Regions from separate parts of the Homo sapiens genome. Here region 2 is linked to region 1. A link is an interaction called in ENCODE POLR2A ChIA-PET data of the cell type or tissue named here. Cell type or tissue: PC-3. All regions are shown on one strand.

Region 1 (4,000 bases):
ACCATCTGGTATATGCTTTGGAATGAGGAGGAAAAAAAAACAGTGTGGAAATATGCAATAGGATTACGATTTAGGAGGATAAAGCAAAAGTTCCATTTGCCGTTGCGTAGAAGGTCCAGTGAGTGACAAAGACCCCCAAGGTCGTGGAAACGACAGGATTTGGAAGCCAGCATGAATAGCAGTAATCTAGAAAGCCTGGAATATCTCCTTGCTACCTGAGCTGATCTAGCATTCCAAGTGAGCAAGTAGGAATTATGGGAAGGGATTGGAAGGGAAGGTTACTTTAAAGGGAAGCATCTCTTCCAACCACCCATTCTGCTCAGACTACAACTTCTTTTCATTTTAGAAAAGCATTTCTCTTATTCTGTAGCACATGTATGGTTATAAAAAATTAATAACATAGTTTACATTAATTTTGTGCATTTGGTGGTTGCAAACTGAAGTATATGCTTTTTGCAAGATGGTGTATTATTTGCTATTGCTGCATGACAAATGACCACCAACTTAGTGGCTTACAGCAACACCAATTGCTGTCTCACAGTTTCCACGAGTCAGGCATCTGGGAATGGGTTACCTGGGCTCTCTGTTCACTTCTCACCAGGTTGAAACCAAGATGTCAGCTGGACTGTGTCCCTTTCTCGTAATCATGCTCACAGTTTCATTCTCAGCTCACAGCGTTGTTGGCAGAACGCATTTCCCTCTAGCTGTGTGTTTGAGGTTTCTCCTTTCCTGCTGGTCATCTCCCAAGGCCTTATTCAGCTAGTAGCTGCCTGACGCTTCTTGCCACATGGTCCCCATAAGCAGTTTACAACATGGCTGTTTGCTTTCTTTGTTAAGTAGAACAGCTTCTGCTGCTACTTCTTGTCACTTTTAAGGGCTCAGCTGGCTTGATCAGTCCCACCCAGATGATCTTCCTTTTGATTAATTCAGTGCGAGCTGATTAGGGATGGAATCACTGGAGTGGCATCCATCATATTTACTGGTACTGCCTATCCTCAAAGAGAGGGGATTACATAGGGTATATATGCCAGGGGCTGGGAATCTTAGGGTGCATCTTAGAATTCTGCCTGCCTCAGGTAACAAAAAGGGGGAAAATGAGATACAGGTCTGATGGGGAAAGCTGATAGGTTTCATCTTGAAAGCCTGGACATGGCTGCCTGGAGAAGGATCGTGAGACTCTACCAAGGGCTAGAAGGGAAAGTGCAGCAGGGACTGATGGGAGGTGTTGCCTGGCCCACACTTGTCTGTTTTGGTCAATGGTATCAACCTACGGACTGTGCCTCTAGAGGTGTAGCAGAGTTATTGCAAGAAGGATTTGCATGCATATAGGCATCAAAGCAGTTTTTGTAGATTGAATAAATAGTAGATTTTACACACTTGCATAATTTTCAGAGGTATCTTATGGTATATGAGTTTTCTATTGCTGCAGTAACAAATTACCACACACTTAGTGGCTCAAAACAACTCAAATTTCTCACTCTACAATTCTGGGGGTAAGAAGTCTGAAATGGGTCTCAATGAGTTGAAACCTAACTTTGGCAGGGCTGGTTCTTCCTGGAGGCTCCAGGTAAGAATCTGCTTTTCCATGTCTTTCCAACCACTAGGGACTACCCATGTTCCTTGCCCGGCAGCTCCTTCCTCCACCATCAAAGGTGTTAACCTGAAATAAACAAAGGGATCAGAATCCAAATTTAAAGAGTTTATTCAAGAGCAAAGTTCGAATTTGTCCTCTTGGGAAATACAAACTCCAAAGGAGTGGAGTCAGTGCTCAGAGGTGGAGAGGTCAGGGTTTCACACTCATTTAGATAAATACAAAGAAGTTTACCATGATTACAACACTTTCACATAAGACTGGGTTATGAGTTGCAGTAATTTTGATTTGTTACAGCTTATTCCTTTTAAGGAAAGGCATATTTAATAGTCCACATTAAGCCAGACATGGTGGCTTGTGCCTGTAGTCCCAGCTACTCGAGAGGCTGAAGTAGGATTACTTGAGCCTAGGAGTTCAAGGTTGCAGTGAGCTGTGATCACACCCCTGCACTGAGCTACAGAATGAGACTCTGTCTCTAAAAAAAATAATTTTTTAATTTAAAAAAATTCTGTCTTAAGCAATTTGATAGCCACGGGATATTTTGCACCATCTGGTCTGAGTTGTGTGCAAGAAAAGAAAGAAGGCAGTTAATCTATAATAAAAGGTTAGTAATTAAGAGTGAAGGGGTCTTCTCTCTGGTGCCATTTACTCTTTCACAACATTTTACAAAACAAGGAAAACTTAGGAAGAGGGTTAATTTATCATCGGTGAAGCAAAGGTTACAGCTGCTGGCTGCATGACTCAGATCTCACAATCACATTCCTTCAAGCCTCAAAATAATTTAACATTCCAACAGCTTCAATTTGATGAATTTATTTTCACAAAGGGCATCACTTCAATCTCCGCCCCCATCATTATGTCTTCTTTTTCTGACTCTGACCCACTTGCCTCCCTCTAATGAGGACCCCTGTGATTATACTGGTCCATGCAAATAGTCCAGGATCACCTCCCTTACTTAAAGTCAGCTGATTACAGACTTTAACCACAACTACAAAACACCTTTTGCTATACCAAAATAGCAACACCTAGATTGGTGTTTGATTGGATAACTGGGAACTGTAGCCTAACTGCATTGACTTGTAAAACTGAACATCACAGGTGGGATGAACAAAATACAAACTTATTTTTAAAGGTACTGCAGGATTTTTAAGATTATGTACCTTATCAACTGTGACTCATAACTGTGGCCACAGGGGAGTGGCCCTGAATTCTTCCGATGCTGTTCAATTGTATTCATGCTGTAACAGAATGAACAGGGACACTGATCAATGAGAGAAGGAGAGCATTTCCGGGAAAGGTGGAAGCTCCTGAGACCCTAGAATTCGCCATCAAGGCACCAAGGACTCATTCACACACCCCAGAATGGGTAGAAGAGAGGAAGGGAAACAGAGAGATGAGAGGGAGCTGAAGACAAACTTCACCCAACTTGCCATTTTGTAAAGCTTTGTTCCTCCTTCTGTTGCCTTATCCTACTTTATCCTGAATTTTATTTATTTTGGTCTTAGCTCAAAATGCAACATGAGGCTGTCATCAGAAATTTAATGCATTAGCATTCAACGTCTTCTGAAATGTACTGCCTGAAAATCACAAGGAAAATGAGGAGAACAATGATTTTGCCTCCCCTCTACTGAGCAATTAAATGTGAAGAATATGTCATACGCAATGGTGAATGTTGGAATTAATAAGCTGAAATGTCGATGCATGACTATTTGTATACTTGACATCTCATAATTACATCATTTATCATAAAAAATCTGGCAATCTTAAATAGAGAGCATTTATAATTAATTTTCTTGCCCTGGAAAATCCAATTCATTCCACAGTCAAAAAGAGTCAGTGTTAATTTCTTTTCTATCAGCTGCAGGCCACAAGTTAATGTATTAAAATCAGAACATTTACAATAACAGACTAATTAAATTATTTCCTCTACTGTAGCAGAAAAATGCATGGTTCTTATGCTGATAATCAGTCACCACAATAAATGCCATTTAATTCTCCTTGAAAGTCAAATTCTTCCTAATGGCAATTTTAAACTGTCAAGTGGGTTGAGAAATTCAGTTTGTCTGTGTAGTAAAGAATATTGACTTTTGCATATCATTATTGTTAATATTCTTTAAGAGAGACTAATAGGAAACTCATTCAAATAATGTTTGCCAATAAATGAGTTTGAGTCATCAACAAATGAATGAAGCAGACAAAAGTTATCTCAGTTCTACAGAATAATGAGTGCAGATTTTGAAATGTTTGTGCTGATACACTTTCTCTGACAAATATGATCCAGTAAACAAGGTACATATTTCAAAATAGAAACACAGGGCATGACAGCTTTCCAGCTGAGGGCAAGATCTGGGTCACCAGAAGCAAGAGAAGAAATGTGAGTATACTCGTTCTGAATGTTCAAAAATATGG
Region 2 (4,000 bases), 140 kb before region 1:
GCCATATATTATGTCAACTTCCCAGACATAATATACAAGGAAAACACAAGCAGCAAATCTAAATTATCAAATATTGTTGCACTCACATTGCTGATTTAAAAATTGAGATTTAGGGCTGGGCATGGTGGCTCACACCTGTAATCCCAGCACTTCAGGAGGCCGAGGCGAGTGGATCACATGGTCAGGAGATCGAGACCATCCTGGCTAACACGGTGAAACCCTGTCTGTACTAAAAATACAAAAAATTAGCCAGGCGTGGTAGCACACGCCTGTAGTCCCAGCTATTCGGGAGGCTGAGGCAGGAGAATCGCTTGAACCCAGGAGGTGGAGGTTGCAGTGAGCCGAGATCGCACCACTGTACTCCAGCCCGGGTGACAGAGTGAGATTCTGCCTCCAACAAAACAAAAAAACAAACAAAAAAATTTGAGGTTTAGATAGGGAAAAATTAATAATTATGTTTGGCTACTTTTTTGGAAGGGAATGGGGGTCTCATTTTATTGCCGAGGCTGACTTTGAACTCCTGTGGTCAAATGATCCTCCTATCTCAGCTTCCAAAGTAGCTGGGACTACAGGTGTACACCATCACACCCGGCTACTTTTAACTTCTAACCTAACTTAATTTTTCCTGGCTTTTCTGCTACATGTTTATTTTACATAAGTTGGTGTCTAATTAGAAATTTATTGTCCTGTGATTAGAAATACAATTCTGGGAGTAATGGTGCTGACTGTCTTGGAATTGCTGTCCGGACACAAAATCAAATCTGCCTGCCTAAGAACAGACCTAGGAAAAGAACTGATTCCCATATTCCACACCTATAGCAGCAGACAGGTGATCACTCCCATATGTCATTCAAGCAATGGAAAACGTGGTGAGGAGTCCAATAATTCAATGGGGAGATAGAGAATTAATTAAAAAACATCCTTTATCGTTCAGAATTTGGGTAATAATGGGCCAATGCACTGTGATCAATGCTCTTCCGTAATATTTTGCACCTTCCTTTCTAGCGGAGCCATCTAATTAGAGAAGCCATTTAATTCTGTGTTTCACCTGAAGCTTTGGGTGTCAATAAATGCTTTGCTATCCCATGTAATAATAAGTGCCATAATTATTATTATTTACTTCCTAGATGCCGGGTATACACAGACCAGTACATTTACGGCCTACTCCAGATAGTGTCTTTGTATTAGTTTTACATTTGTTACTGATGGCAAGTCAATCTTTATTTAAAACAAAAAATATGAACAAAGACGTACGAGGAGTATCTTTAATGACCATTTTGAAGAATTCATTTACAGAGAAGAAGTTCAAAAGTCTCGTTTAATTACAAAGATCAAAGTAGGTCAATTTTGCAGGCCAAGTCATGCCAGCAAGCCTCCTGCTCAGACGAAACATAATTTCAAAATTCAAAATTTGTATTTCAAGTGTACCAGATAAGATGGCTTTTTATTCTTTTTAAAAGCTTGATATTTGGAGGTTGGTCCAAAATGGCTTACTAGAAGCAGCTAGTGTGTAGCGATCTCATGAAGAGGAAACATAATGGTGAGTAAATACTAGCTCTTCAAGGGAATCATCTGAGACCGTGTCAGGATTTACCAAGGAAGCAAGGCACCCACAGAGAACAGAAAGGACTGAAGCTGGGCAGCCACCCGCCCAGGACTAGTGCGCACCAGTGAGAAACTCCCTACCATGGGGAAAAGGTGAGTGAGGGAGAGTGCCCGGGAGATTCACACTTCCAACAGGGACCTTTGCAACCCTGGGCATGGCAGAATCCCCCTAACTCCAGCCCCGGGCCTCTAGACCGACACAGAGAGCTGCTGGGAGTCTTTGCAGAGGTGCTGCTCAAGCCCACATGGAGCCCCACAGGTCCTGGATCCCTGAGCAGCCCAGTTCAGTGCAATAATCCTGCTAGAGGCTGCAGCCACAGTGTCGTCAGAAGGCTGTGCTCCTCCTCCACAGGCAAAGTTCCCATCAGGGCTTCCAGCACAGCAACTCCGCCCCAGCCTGAACTCTTCAGACAGGCACAGCTCTGCCCTTCTCTTGGAACTACTCAGTTTGTAAACCATGTGACTCACCCCACCCACCCTCACTGCTCTAAGCCAGGCAAGCCTCAGCTTGGGCTTCCAGTGCAGGGACCTTGTCCCCACCTGAACACCGTGGTGGATCGTGGCTCTGCTTTCATCAGGGGAAAACTCCTAGTGGTAACAGAATATGCTTGGCATCTTTGCATGCCTGCAGCTGTGAAGTTCAGCATTATTTGGGTGGGAGGGAAGTGCAAGTGTGCCGTGTGCCCAACAGCTGCCAGTCTCCGTTGCCCCAGCTGAGGGGTCCTGCCCTCTCCAGTGAAAGGCTCACAGCACAGCTCTCTTGTCCCCATTGAACAGTTCACCTATGGCCCAGAGCCCTTATGAAAACCCAACTCTGACACGCCTGTAATGTTCCCTCAGGCTCTCGCCACTGAAGCATTCTACCTACCCTGCCTAAGAGTTTGCCTGGTGACCTAGGGACCAGCCCACTCCATCACAGCCAGCACCTGAATTCTGGGCTACCCTGACTCCGGTCCTGCCCCTTAGGAGTCACACATGCTGTCCAGTAGGCCATCTAGGGGCTTGGGAGCTGGGGAACTACCTACCCTGTTCCAACTTTTCCGGCACCTGACCACTTCCCCCAGGGCCTAAGCTCAGGCCGATCCAACCAGCTGACAACACCATGACCAACACCCACTGACATGGGCCCCAAAGTGGCACCACCACAACAAATACGTACATGCACAAGCCCACAGGTGGTGTCTCCTGTTTACAGGAAGCAGCAGTACTGCCACATCAGAGAACAGGTGAGCCTTAAAGCTGTCTGTATCAGGTTGAGTGACAAGGTTATGACCTGAAACTGCTCCCATGGAGAGTTGCAAAACAAGTGTTCCCCCGTGGCTGTCAACCACATTGCAGTCTGGAGATAGACTAGAGTGTGCATCTGAACTAGGAGTCATGAGCCCTGAAACAGGGGTGTGATAAGGAAACAAATCACATTTCTGCTTATTTAGGAGAAAGAGCCAGTACAGCCCCCTCACCTCCCTGCAGAGACCTCAACACACTTCACCAGGGGCTCCTCCCAGCCACCCCTATTACTACTGGTGCCTGCACTCATCATTGGGATATTCGTGGGCAAGCCAGGGCCCCCAGATCTGCTCAGTGGTGTCCCACCAACCCTGCAGAAGAGGACCGGACAGCCCACTGTAGAGACCTTGCATGATTTCTGAAAATTATGTATGAAATTATTATTTTTGCTCCTTTAATAATAAGTTGTTTTCCGCCTGTAGCTTTTTTGAAATTTTCTGTTTATATGATTTAATTTGAACATAATACAGGTAGGCTTAAATGTTTTGGTCTTTAATTTGATTGGTGTTTTCTGAGCTTACTTGATCTGTTTGTTATTTAGATTTGATATACTTGTTATTAATTTTGGGAAAGTCATTCTGGCTTCAAATATATATATTTTTCCATTTCTTCATCTCTTTCTTCTCTCTCAATCTTTCCACTCTTCATATGTTACAATTTTTTAATTTTCCTACAGTTTTTAGATACTCCATTCTATTTTTTTCTTATTTTTTTCTCTTCGTTGTTTAGTGTGAGAAATTTCTATTGGGTTCTTCAAGCTTAGTAATTCTTTTTGTTGTTGTTGTCTCCAGTCTGTTGCTGAGTCTATCAAATGCATTTTTATTTCTGTTATTTACTTTTTAAAAATTTCTATTTTCTTTTCAATTATAGAGGTTTCACTTTTCTGCTAAGTTACAATTTGTTTCTGCACATTTTCAAACATTTTTCATTACAGCCTTTATTGTATTAATTATAGTCATTTAAAACTTTTAGTATACTAATTCCAACATTGCTATCATTATATGAGTCTAGTTCTGAGGCCTGTCTTTCAAGCTGCGTTTTTTTTCTCCCTTAGTGTGCCTCGTAACTTTGTGTTGCAAACCAGATGTGGTGTACTGTGTAAAGGGAG

Evidence for each region. Peaks named below come from ENCODE experiments on the same cell type or tissue, not always from the same donor. Only the 100,000 strongest peaks of a DNase experiment are listed, where the experiment ranks them.
Region 2: POLR2A ChIA-PET joins it to region 1 with 5 read pairs; 2 of 35 experiments call an interaction of 5 or more read pairs at or near these places.

Annotation. Positions count from the first base shown.
Region 1 is chrX:8,847,417-8,851,416 of GRCh38, reverse strand. No RefSeq gene overlaps it. Among named protein-coding and RNA genes, the nearest start is that of FAM9A, 48 kb to the right of the region's middle. In PC-3, a CTCF peak has its summit at 1,288; no DNase peak of the experiment used is centred here; H3K27ac peaks cover 3,806 bases.
Region 2 is chrX:8,986,697-8,990,696 of GRCh38, reverse strand. No RefSeq gene overlaps it. Among named protein-coding and RNA genes, the nearest start is that of FAM9B, 45 kb to the left of the region's middle. In PC-3, no CTCF peak of the experiment used is centred here; a DNase peak (open chromatin) is centred at 2,016.